2 separate regions of the Homo sapiens genome follow, and region 2 is linked to region 1. A link is a contact called in ENCODE Hi-C or POLR2A ChIA-PET data. All regions are on one chromosome and are shown on one strand. Each heading gives the region's core, a stretch centred on a gene start or an enhancer-like site at or near the end of the contact. The rest is flanking DNA. Distances are from core to core; before and after follow the strand shown. Region 1 has its middle 130 kb from the start of NAMPT-AS1. Region 2 has its middle 56 kb from the start of LINC02577.

Region 1 (6,705 bases), core at 3,719-6,218:
CATAGGCCCTTTCCTGAACATAGGTCTGGAATAGTAACTTACCTAACTTTCTTACAAGCACCAGGAAATTCTGATGCTCACCCAAATGTAGGACTCTTAACCCCAACACCATCTGTCCCCACTTCCACTGAAGACTCAATGGATCATGGGGGCAGTTTTCCCCATGCTGTTCTCGTGATAGTGAAGGAGTGCTCACGAGATCTGATGCTTTTAAAAGTGGCAGTTTTTCCTGTGCTTTCATTCTCTCTCCTGCCACCTTGTAAAGAAGGTGACTGCTTCCCTTTCCTCCATGATTGCAAGTTTCCTGAGGCCTCTCTAGCCGTGCAGAACTATGAGTCAATTAAACCTCTTTCCTTTATAAATTACCCAGTCTCAGGCATTTCTTTATAGCAGTACAAAAACGGGCTAATACATTGAGTAAATTGCCCAGGATGATACAGCAAGGAAACAGGTTAGATGAGGTTGATGAATATTGGGCATCTGATGGCTAAAGGTGATTGGAGGACAAGAAGAAGAAGAAGAGGACATGGTCTCTGAACAGGGAGCACACAGCCTGATGATGAATCGGGGCAAGTTTCACAGAACAGTAGTTCTTTCTGCTTCATCCCTTTAGTTGTTTTGTAAGTCCAAAGTAAAAGGGTTCCATCCGACTGTACTGAGAGAGGGACTGGCACTAGATGGATTCTATTGACAACTGCAGCCAGAATTCAGACATCCAGAGTGGACACAGCACATCACAGCCCATGCCTGTGTGAGAGAGCCACCCCCCCCAACACCTACCCATGCCCACATTCACACCCACCCACAGGCACAAATAAAGTGCTAACCTCCTCCAGTGGGGACAGTACTGGGAAAATGCCAGCTGACCTGTGGTCTCCTTTGGCTCCTTAGAAATTCAAAACTGCTGTAATTAAACATTTCCAAGAATTTGTAATACCCTCAGAGTATTAGAGAAAGCACTAGAAGTTTCCTGAGGTAACAAAGCAGAGAATAGTGAGGGGAAGAAGACAAAACAGAGCATTGTAGGCAAGACAGTAGCACCGATTTGAGGGAAGAAATTGGCTTATGCCTTTGCGAGACTACTGGGAAGAGGCCTACGAGGGAATAGAGAAGAAAAAACATTTGTTAAGTACCACATATGTGCCTGATTCTGTGCTTTCATATATACCTGCTTTCATTCTCAAATAACTCTAGGTAGGTATTTTGGTTCTATTTTACAGGTAAGGAAACAGGCTTGGACAGGGCAGGTAATTCATCCAAAGTGACCCAGACAGTAAAAGAGAACCTGGACTTGAAACCCAGGTCTTTGAAGGCACAAACGTCCATGCCATCCCTATTGCATCCGTATGCATGTGTATCAGTATGTATCTTAACAAATGCGGCATTTAATAAGTTCCAGGTTCTGTTCTAAGTGCTTTACAAATATTAACTCATTTAATACCCACAACCACCCTAGGAAGTAAGTGCTAGTATTATTTTCAGTTAGCATAAGAGGAAATTGAATAACAAAGAGATTGTGTCATCTGCCCAGATCACATGTCTGCTGGCAAGCTGGCTGCTTGGCTGAGGGCTCATTCTTCCCGCTTTTACTCTGTGGGGCCTCTATGTGAGTGGAAGTGCTTATTTCTTGGGTTAGAGCCAATCCATCTCTCCAGCTTACAGTAAACTAAAAAGGGGAAAGCAGTAACTTGGAGGCTAGAAGATGCCAGAGGAAACATGTCCACCCAAGATCAGAGCACTCATTCTTGATAAGTAGCTCAGACTCAGCCATCCTTGAAACAGCCTTGGCTGCCTGGCAATGCATCAACACTTCAAGGCTATCTGACATGGCAAGAAATAATAACTCTCGACACCAAGATGACTGGTCAGCCCCAGGGCCTGAGGACTATGTCTGAAGGATCATCCCGGGCCCCTGGAGGCTGGAGGCACGAGGCGGATAAGCACTGGGCTGATGGCCAGGCCTTCCACTCACTGCCCCACACTCTCTCCTCAGGGAGAGTGCTTAGCAGCCTGGGCCACCGCTTATGTCTGAGAAATGCTGAGGCCTGGTCCAGGGCAGGGGCTTCCCCGTGGCTTCCCAAGGGAGACAAACAGAACCAGGGATTTATAATAAAAACCCAGGGGTTCAGAACATGTGGGCCAGAGATGTTCCATGTGAGCTGGGTCCTCAGCCCCGGGAGGAATGGCTGCTCCGCTCCAAGTGTGTGCTGAGATGAGAAACCACATGGAGCTGAAGAAAGAGCCTGAAGAAGCCCCATTACCCCAATTAGCCACATCCTCAGTGTTCCTCTTTTCCCGTGCTGCTTCTGTCTCACAGACATGCTGAGCTTGGGCACACATTATCTCCTTTGCTGACAGGCATTATTATCCCCATCGTATAGGTGAAGGAGTTGTGGCCAGGGGATGTTGAGTGATATGGTTTGGCTGTGTCCCTACCCAAATCTCATCTTGAATTGTAATCCAAATTGTAATCCCCAGGTGTTGAGGGAGGAGCCAGGTGGGAGGTGATTGGATCACGGGGGCAGTTTCCCTCATGCTGTTCTCGTGATATTGAGGGAGTTCTCATGAGATCTGATGCCTTTAAAAGTGGCAGTTTTTCCTGAGCTTTCATTCTCTGTCCTGCCACCTTGTGAGGAAGGTGAGTGCTTCCCCTTCCACCGTGATTGTAAGTTTCCTGAGGCCTCTCCAGCCATACAGAACTGTAAGTCAATTAAACCACTAGATGAATCCCATTGACAACTGCAGCCAGAATTCAGATGTCCAGAGGGGACAGAGCACATCACAGCCCACGCCTGTGTGAGAGGCCACCCCCTCAACACCTATCCATGCCCACACTCACACCCACCCACAGGCACAAATAAAGTGCTAACCTCCTCCAGTGGGGACAGTACTGGGAAAATGCCAGCTGACCTGTGGTCTCCTTTGGCTCCTTAGAACTTCAAAACTGCTGTAATTAAACATTTCCAAGAATTTCTAAGATCCTCAGAGTATTAGAAAAAGCACTAGAAGTTTTCTGAGGTAACAGAACAGAGAATGGAGAGGTGGGGAGGGCCACAGCATGCAGGATTTGATCAGTTTTGTCTTTTTCATAGAGCAAATAAGAGCTGTTAAGGGATTTTAAGCATAGGCAGGGCAAAGTCAGACTTGCCTTTTAAAGAGGACACTCTAGCTGTTAAGTGGAGAATGAATTACATACAGGGAAATGAGTTTTGAGGCTAATGCTGTGGTCCAGGTGAGAGGACATGGTGACTCAGGTGGTGGTGATGGAATGAAGTGGGTGGATTCTAGAGATGTTTAAAAGGCAAGCATCTGTTTCCATTTAACGGGGTCTTGACAAATAAGTGCATCTCCTTTTCAACTTTTCGAGGAGACGTGGTGAAAAGTCACACTGCCAAGACAAAGGAAGAAGCCCCATGGCCTGCATTTGACCAAAGAACAAATTTTGGTCTTTGATTCTTGGGGAAACTCCCTAAGAAATATCGGAAAAGGCTTTGTGCTTTTGCAGACTTTTCAGAAATATCATCCAGGCAGTGAGCAATTGAAGACTATTGCACAACCTGAAACCCTTGGAATTAGACTGGAAGCTCTGAGAGCCTCAATGGCTTCCCGGCCTCTTTTGTGTCCGGCATCCTTATAGGAGAGCACTGGGGGCCTCGATCACAGAAGCCGTATGCCTCACGAAGGACAATACCAACCCCTGCCCCCTGAGTCAGGTCTGTGCTTTAATCCCTTCTATTCCCAGCATTTAACATAATCTATGTGAAAATTAACTGGCAGCAATCATAGATTTCTGAGGAAAGAGTGAGAAATTTAAATGCAGAGCTTAGTTGAGGGTATAGCAAGTGGAAAACCCAAAAACCAACTGGTGCCAGGTGTTGAAGTGCATATACACAGAGCCCTTCTTGGAAGGTAAGAGGGTTGCAGAGTTGTCATGCCAGACCCCTATTGACCCCAATAGGGATGGCATCCCCAATAGGATGTTTGAGAGGCTGAAGAAGAGACCCAGAGCCTGCAAATGAGACACAGAGCTTATTGAGGGGACTTACATACAGGACACTGTCCTGGTGGCAGTGGTCTGGACAGAAGAACCACTAACTTCTTGTAAAAAGCATGCAGTTTATATAGTATTTTTAGTTAGCACCCTCCCCCTGGTAACCTCCACCTGGCAACCTTCATTTAACCCAAAACAAAGGGTCTTGATCCCCTGTATGGTCTGCATTCCATGGGCTGGCCTGTAGGTTTAGATGTTTCTCATAGAATGAATCTTTGGACTGGCCATTTCTGGATTTCTTCACTTGGAAATCCAAACACACATTCTTTTTAGACCATAGGGTCATTCTCAGGGTATGCTTAAGTTATTACTCTCGGTGCATCTGTCACACAAGAGTAACTGAACAAAGGAAGCCCTAATTATGTAGAGATTTCTCCTTGAGGAGCTGGAAGAACCCAGTTGGAGAAGTGCGTGTGACCACAGGCATTTTGTGGCTGAAGGCTGTGGGGTTAGAAGAGAGTGATTCCCTAGATTTCTAAACAGAAGAGTCAGGCTCTAGGACAGGTGCTTAGTTCTCTTTGTTCTATTTGATTAAATGAATATGAATAAACAAATTAGGCCAGTAGACTTCCATTGGAGGCTTGGTTCAACCACATGCACTCCTGCCTCAAAAACATTACTTTCCCTTTTCACTCGTCTGGAATTCTTCTCCCACAGATCTTCACATGGCTCAATTCCTGAAAAGTTCACCAGGAACTCTCCACCTCATCACCTTCATTTTCCCTGAACCATTTATCATTATTCGAAATATTTATTTTTAATTTACTTATCATTGATCTTATGTTCCTGAGAGCACAGACTGTTCTGTTTGTGTGAAGCAATGTTGCAGAGCCTGTCAGTGTCTGACCTAGCAGTTTTGTTAAATGAATGGCATAAGTGAATAAACCAGGAAACTGAAGTTTTGTAACTATGATGCAAGTGTTACCACTTGGAACACAGGAAATTCAGCAAACAGTTTATTCATTGTTTGTGGTGTGAACTAACTAGTTACACTGCTTTTTGGGGTCACTTAATTATCTTAGAATTTCTCAGGGACTGAAGCATGTCTATATATTTATAAAACAAATGTAAGACATGATATATTAATGAATTAATGTGTGCACATAAGTTCACTGGAAAATAAGCCATATCAGAATAGTTTCTTAGTAATATGTTTACAAAAAACAGCTTAATATGAATGTTCAACCAAAAGTGTGAAATAAATCAACGAATTTGTTACTTCATTTTTAGAAATATAAATTTCTGCTTCTCCCTGGTTTTTCTAAGTTTCCAAATAACCACTTGGTTTGCAGCAACCTGAATAATTTAAATGGGGCCTTTTTGAGTACACATCATTGTGAGATGTCAGTCACAGCTGAGATTCAGATACAGCCTCCAAGAAAACAAACAAAAAACACATACATATACCCGGAGGAGTATTCCAATAAGTCACAACCGGGGGATAAGCCAAACAATGAGTGTCACAAAGAGATTAGGATCCAAGATATCCTAGGTCCTTTTTCCTTCTCTATTCATGAGCCTGTTATACAGACACAGCCCCAGAGATAGACACTCCAGAGACTTCAAGCTGTAGGTTATCAGGGCCAATGTGAGCTTAACCTCATCTCAACTGTCCTCAGCAGAAGCCCAAGGGCATGTGGTGTTTATTAAATGCTGTTTGATCAAGACGCTGAAGGGACGGGCAGGTGCTTTGTGTTGGCCAGGCTGTGATTCATCCAAATTCGACTCATCAGGAAGAGCTTGACAAATCTGATAGCAACATCCCATCCCCCACCCTTTGCAACTGTCCCAAAGTCTTTAAGTTATTTTGCACAAAGCAAGACCCAGTGAGGGGATCACGTTTGAAAAACAGAGTTGCACTGGGTAGGTCTGTGAGTTTGCTGCTTTTTTGATTGAGTGCCTTCCCCAACGCACTTCTAATGTTAGAGGATAGAGCGCTGGACTAACAGAACAGTAAGGAAACTGCAAAATCTGATTCAAACCTTGCCCAAATCCTTGGCTGACTGCTAAACTACACAAGTTGAGGGGTGACCCTGGGAAGCAGGCTAAAAATAAATGGCTTAAAGCTGAAAGAACTGAACAGAGATACCAGCTGTTGTACAGTATAAGGTGAGATAGTTTGAGTCCAAGCAACTCCAGGCAGCAAATACAACAATAAAAAAATTGGTCCTCAGAAGAACATAACAGTATAGAGTTGCTACAAAGTATCATCAAATTTTTCAGTTTTCATCCAAAACTCTTTAGGCCTGCCAATAACAGGAGGGTTTGACCCATACTCAGGAAAAAAGTAATACATAGAAACTCAGAGTGGACTCAGATATTGGATTTACTAGACAAAATTTCAAAGTAGCTATCATAAATATGTGCAGAGAATTAAAAGCATAATCTTAATGAGTGAACAGATAGGGAATCTCAACATAGAAATGGAAACTACATAAAAGGGGAAATCTAAAGTTGAAAAATGTAATAACTGTAATGAAAAATTTACTAGATAAGCTCATTAGCACAGTAACTGGAAAAAGAATTGGTGATCTTTGAGATAGAGCAATAAAAATTATCCAATCTAAATGACATAGTAAAAAGAATGAAGAAGAATAATAGAGACTTGGAGACTTACAGAATAATATCACATAGTCCAACATAGATGAAATTGG
Region 2 (6,125 bases), core at 2,076-4,575, 300 kb before region 1:
GAATGCCTGGCCATATCAGGTTGCACATAAAACAAACATACAAGGTGCGCATAAATCCATTTTAACAGACGAGGAAAACTCAGGCCCTAACAGATTACTTCACACTTAAGAGGAAGATAAACTTGAAATCAGTTTATCCTTCCCAGTCACTTTTTAACCCATTTCAAGCAAGCATCCTTCATAACCACTTCACTGAAATTGCTCTTGCCAAGGCCACCAAAGGACCTTGTTTTTGCTAACTCTATCAGATACTCTTTAGTCTCCAACATTTTTGACATCAGGGACTGGTTTCCCAGAAGACAATTCTTCCATGGGAAGGGGTGGGAGGTTGGGGGGGAATAGTTTTAGGACGAAACTGTTCCACCTCAGATCATCAGGCATTTGTTAGAGTCTCATAAGGTGAACACAACCCAGATCCCTCAAATGCACAGTTCACACTAGGGCCCTTGCTCCTATGAGCATCTAATGCCCCCTAAAATCTGAAGGAAGTGAGCTTAGGCAGTAATACAAGCAATGGGGAGCTGCTGTAAATACAGATCAAACTTTGCTCGATCGCCAGCCACTCACCTCCTGCTATGCGGCTCATTTCCTAACAGGCCATGGATGGGCCCCTGCTTTAGAAATTATCCAGCTGTTTAAACGCTCACTTCTTAGCAGCTTCTGACATTGACCTTTCTTCACTCCTTGCTTCTTCTGGTGCTGCTTTGTTCTTCTGCTTCCTTTCCACTGGCTTCCATGCTGTACACTCACTGTGGTGCTCACCTCTCTGGCCATACCTTCTTTGGTATGGCCAAACTTCTCACACTTTCAGTGTTCATGTTCCCCATTGTTCTGCTTTTGGTCTTCATGGTAGGTGATAGGGTCTGGCTCACTCACCACACGTTTCAGTTCAGCTTCCTTATAATATGTGGAAGGCAGAAAGCTCAACACACAAAGCCAAAGCAAAACAAAGCAAGCCATTCTTCAAATGTCCTAGAGTTCTGGGTATAATTTACCTTCTGACAATCAGACAGATACATTGTATGAGACTTAGATTTGCAGTTAATCTAGGAGGAGAGAGTCAAGGCACAGGGTCATATTTTTGCTGGTGGAGATTTTAGTGAACGTGATGTGGTTTGGAAGCAAGTAGTGTTAGTAATTTCTCACATGGCAGTTTGCTAATTTTACAGATCCCTGATCATTTTTAAGGCAGCAGCTCCTTCAGCTACCCAGTTCTGTAGTGTGGCTTTGGGAATTGTTTCTAGAACCTTAGAATGGAGTCTTTTTTTATTAGCTTTTTAAAGTAAGCCATTTAATATTCTGTAACAAACCCCTTTCCTCTTAAACCAGCTACAGTGGATTCTGTTCCTTGTAACTGAATACTGACAATACAGTACTGGTTAGTTTGGAGGTTTTTATGTTTTTCTTAAAAAAAATTCAATAGGCCATTGATGGGCAATATTACCCAGTACCACATATAAATGTCTTCTAATTGTATATCTGCAGACTAGGCAACTCTACTAAGCTCCAGATTTATATATCCAACTGCCTACTGGACATCTGTATCTGGTTGTCAAATAGTGTATCCAAAACTAAACTAGTATTTTCCCTTAATCTTTTATTTGCTTCCCATCCAGATATATGACCTAGAAATTGTATAGCTTTCCTATACTTTGTTGCCATCTTTCTCAACTTCCCGTCAGTTCCAAGACCTGGTGATTCTAGTTACTAAATATGCCTTGTGTCCAAACCCTTCTCTCTCTCTCTCTCTGCTACTAGTACCTTAGTTCTTATCTAGATTATTTGAACAGTTTTCTCTTGTTCTTCTCCTTTTCCTCATCCTTTTCCTTCTCTTCTTCTAGGTTTAAAAATATGTCTTGAAGATAAGCCTGTTTTTTGTTTTCACATGTTAACATGTCTAAAATTGGGATGCGTCTTATAATCAATGGTGTCTTGTACTTGCTTTCAGCCAAGAAGTTGTTCTAACATAGTGATTGTTATCTACTTGTACAAACTTGGTTTTTAGGACGATATGAGTAGACCACAGCAACTCCTTGATATTTTATTCAACAATCATTAAAGGGCCATTTGAGGAAGGAATATGGTCCTGATTCTTGTATAATAAACTTTTATTGACAATTTCTGGTAAACTCAAGATTTGAGAGCAGCAAAAGCTACAGAATGGGTGCCGGTAGCCTGGGAGGAAACCTCAAAGACAGTATTGGAGCACTTTTTGAATAGATACTACACATCACTAATACTCTGGATAGAACAGGGATCAATATCAGGTGATTTTAGGCTGTGGAGTGGTGAGATGCGGTGGAGGAACAATTTTTAAAGTGAGCAAAAAAGATCTTTTCTCTCAGAAATATTACATCTATCCACACCCAAAGTATATCTTTTTTCTTTTTTGAGATGCAGTCTCACTCTGTCACCCAGGCTGTAGTGCAGAGGTGCAATCTCGGCTCGCTGCAACCGCAGCCTCCCAGATTCAAGTGATTCTCCTGCCTCAGCCTCCTGAGTAGCTGGGATTACAGGCACTCGCCACCATGCCTGGCTAATATTTATATTTGTTGTAGAGACAGGATTTTGCCATGCTGCTCAGGCTGGTCTTGAACTCCTGAGCTCAAGTAATATGCCCATCTTGGCCTCCCAAAGTGCTGGGATTACAGGCATGAAAGATCCTTAAGACCTAAATTTTTATCTTGAGTTAGCCTTGGCTTCTGTTTATATGTGGTAAAAATTGTTTTTAAAGAATAATCTCAAGTATTCTGGAAGACAGGTATCTCCAAATTGATGAACATTTTTTTCTTCAAGAATTTTTCAGTAATGATGATTTTGTTTCCTTCATCTCCAGTAGGCAGTCATGGCAACTTGGTAACTTGAGTCACGTATCTGAAAAATGATAATGAAATGGTAGTATACCTTGCACAATAAAGACAGTGGCCATTAAATATTTTTAAATAATGCGAAAGTATTTATCACCAGTTGCCAGTAGTCATGCTCAGTAATTTCCTCCCTGGCTTTGCTCTGCCCAGATATCTTTAAAAGAATGCTGTAAATGTCACAACTCATTATGAAGCTGAACATATTACAGCATGAAAAAAACAAATGCTACTTTTCTAACCATAGTAAAAAGTTGTTTAATGCAATTCTTTTAAACATGTGCTTATCTTCTTTCATCTTCTACCCAGTTCTGCACCCTTCCCCCACACATGACTATTAACTAAGTCACAATGAATGCTCCCATTGCCTCCTACTCAGCTGAATCAACATTTCCGGAGGCTGTGACTAATAAAAGCCACAGCCCATGGTATGCTTGACTTTTGAAAATCCTGATTAGCTTTAAGGGCATAATTATGTGTACCTCTACTTATAGAATGAGGAAGTTGATTTGAGCTATGTCTCTAAATTACACTAAAAACTACAAAAATGAACTACAAAAATGACTTAATGAAGTCAGACTTCATTAAGATTATTAACTTATTTGGCTTTTAAAAAAATGTATTGACTGATTACTTAGGTATTCTGAGATCATCATGGTGTAAACTAAAGCATTTGGCTAATAGGATACTTAATGGTCCTTTGCTTTGCTATTCATGGCTCAAAATAAAGGGAAGTGTAGAAAAGGAAAGATCTAATCTCTGAAAGGCAATCTAACAGAAACTATATCTCTGAACATAATTTTGTTGGTTAATTACCATGGAGATAAATTAATCCAAGAAAAAGGAGAGTGCTTCATAACTCCAAAAACAAATGAGTCTCTTCCAGTAGTGTCACTGTGTATTTGTCGTTGAACTGTGAGTACACTTTTAATTTCTCCCAGAAAGAGGATCCACTAAGAAAAAGCAAATTGTGCATTACTTTGGGTGCTCCCCTTTGATTGACAGCTATGCCCATAAGGTAAACTTCCCTTGGCTTAGTGTCCACTCCTGTCCAATAAGCAGGGCAAGATCACTGGATACTGGCCACTCAGAGGAGACCATGGGCCTAGCAGAAATGATAGGTAGGATTAAATAATTTACTTTTCTTCTTCCAATCACAGCCAAGTGCTTTGAAAATGTAGTGTTCAATTTTCTGTCTTCAGTTTCCCATATCCCCTTAGATTCTCAGCTCCTTGTACTCTGCTTCTGTCCCCAACACTCAAGTGAACTTCTCAAAACAACTCTTACTGATGCCCTAATTGCCAAATACAGTAGACTGTTCTCTGTCCTTATGTTTCTTGAAGTTGTTTAAACAGTTGGCATAGTTGACAATCCTTAGATTTCTCTGGAGATTTCCCTTCTAATGCTTCAGTTACTTCTTAGCTTCTTTTCTCTTCCATTTTTTTCAACCTATTATCATTGGCTTCTTCTCCATAGCCTTTTACCATGCTACAGGTTCTACCACATTAAAGGAAAGTTCTTTCCCCTAAATTTGTAATTCTTCTTAGAGATCACCCTATATTTTTCCAACTTCATTATTAACCCCCCAAAATAATATAAACCATTCTCTGCACTTTATCATTGCTCATTTACTCTAAAGCTCTCCATAATGAGGCTTACATCCCATTAACCTAGTGAAGTGGCTTCTGCAAAGTCATTAAAGATTTTCTAACTATTTAAAATCCTCATGTTATTTAACTTCTCTTTCCAGCACTTGACTATATTGATCACTTCCTTCATAAAATTCTCCTCCTTGGTTTCCATTACATTGCTCTTTGCTGGCTCTCTTCTTGCCTTTCTGGACATTCTTTTTCAGGCTTTCCACCTGTTAAACACTGATGCTTCCCATCATCTTGGCCCTTTTCTCCTCACAGTCTAAGCAATCCTAGCATAAGCTCACTCGTTTTCATGGCTTTACCCACCCCACACATGCTGACGACCTGTATGTAGTCTACAGAAGTTGGTATCTTGTACTTTTGCTTCTGCTGTACAGTGTTGCCTTTGACTGAGGGTCTTCTGCCAGCTTTGGAGCACTTCTCTGGGAGAGATAGTGAAGGCAGCCCTCTTCATCAGTGCAGAATTTGCCCCAGGAACCCTTTTTTCTGCTCTCAAAGACCAAGACACTATGTTTATCTCCTCTCTCAACTCCCAGGGCCCCTTTGGAAATATAATTCTGGTGGTCCTATGAATTAAGCTTTGAAAACAAAATCCTTTTAACTGTTTTGTAAGGTAAACAAATACCAGACCTCCAGGACACACTGCTTGGTTTCTAGATATTCTACCCCTATTTCAAGTATAGCATGTCTGCCAGGCCCGAATGCTGGGTGCCATCTTGTGCTCCTCATCCTCCTCATTTCCTGTGTTGAGCCAAACCTGTAGATTTTATTGTCTAAATGTCCTTAAAAACCACTCTCTTGGCATGTCCTTGGTGGCATTGCCTCTATTCAAGCCCTACTTACCTCCTTCCCTTGCCGTTTCCTCCAGTATTCCTTCCTCCAATTTGTCTTCCACACTGTTGTTAGAGGGATCATTTAACTATAGATCTGGTTACATTTATGTCTTACTTATAAAATATTTTTATGGCTAGCTTTCCAGTGATTTTATGAGATGCTCAACCTTCTCAGTGTGTTGGGCAAGGCTTTTGATACTCCTCCTTGTGTTCTCTCTTGCCTTGTCTCTTGCTATCCTGTGCACCTACGATACATATTTTCTCTAGTTTCTGTGTCTACTTGTACATGTTGGTCTCTCTGTCTATAATGCCTCTTCCTCCATCTACCCTTTCCCACCTATTGCCTTCACCAACATCTACTCATCAGGGAAATGCAAATTAAAACCACAATGAGATACCATGACATATCTATCAGAACGGCTAAAATTACAAAGACATACAATAGCAAGTGTTGGCCAGGATGTGGAATAGTTAGAACTCTCATACATTGCAGGTAAGAAAATATATTGGCTCAAATACTTTGGAAAGCTGTTACCTATGAAAGCTAAACACATTTAAAATCATTTCAGAATCATCAGATCCTGTTAGAAGCAGTGGGCTCCAAATCCATGTTCTCCTAGCATTTTACTATGGCATTATCACACTTGCTTATTTTCTTATTTGTTTTTCTCAATAGACTGTGGCATCTTTCAGAAGCAAGAGCTGGTTTTTTTGTTTTTTTAATTATACATTAAGTTCTAGAGTACATGTACACAACGTGCAGGAGGTTTGTT

Evidence for each region. Hi-C counts contacts between places; a loop is a spot of excess contacts on that map. ChIA-PET counts read pairs that join two places held with the same protein, here RNA polymerase II (POLR2A). Pooled maps may share reads with other maps.
Region 2: a loop to region 1 is called in a pooled map, with 12 times the contacts of the local background. The contact joins two enhancer-like sites. A Hi-C loop is called at or near these places in 10 of 50 pooled maps. POLR2A ChIA-PET finds 5 or more read pairs at or near these places in 2 of 52 experiments (PC-3 and activated T-cell).

The regions. Positions count from the first base shown.
Region 1 is chr7:106,416,499-106,423,203 of GRCh38, reverse strand. No RefSeq gene overlaps it. Among named protein-coding and RNA genes, the nearest start is that of NAMPT-AS1, 130 kb to the right of the region's middle. Within about 2 kb of position 4,968, at least 7 of the 41 ENCODE cell types and tissues checked have a DNase peak (open chromatin) inside an H3K27ac peak, as active enhancers do.
Region 2 is chr7:106,715,516-106,721,640 of GRCh38, reverse strand. No RefSeq gene overlaps it. Among named protein-coding and RNA genes, the nearest start is that of LINC02577, 56 kb to the left of the region's middle. RefSeq lists enhancers at 559-818, 2,338-3,537. Within about 2 kb of position 3,325, at least 9 of the 41 ENCODE cell types and tissues checked have a DNase peak (open chromatin) inside an H3K27ac peak, as active enhancers do.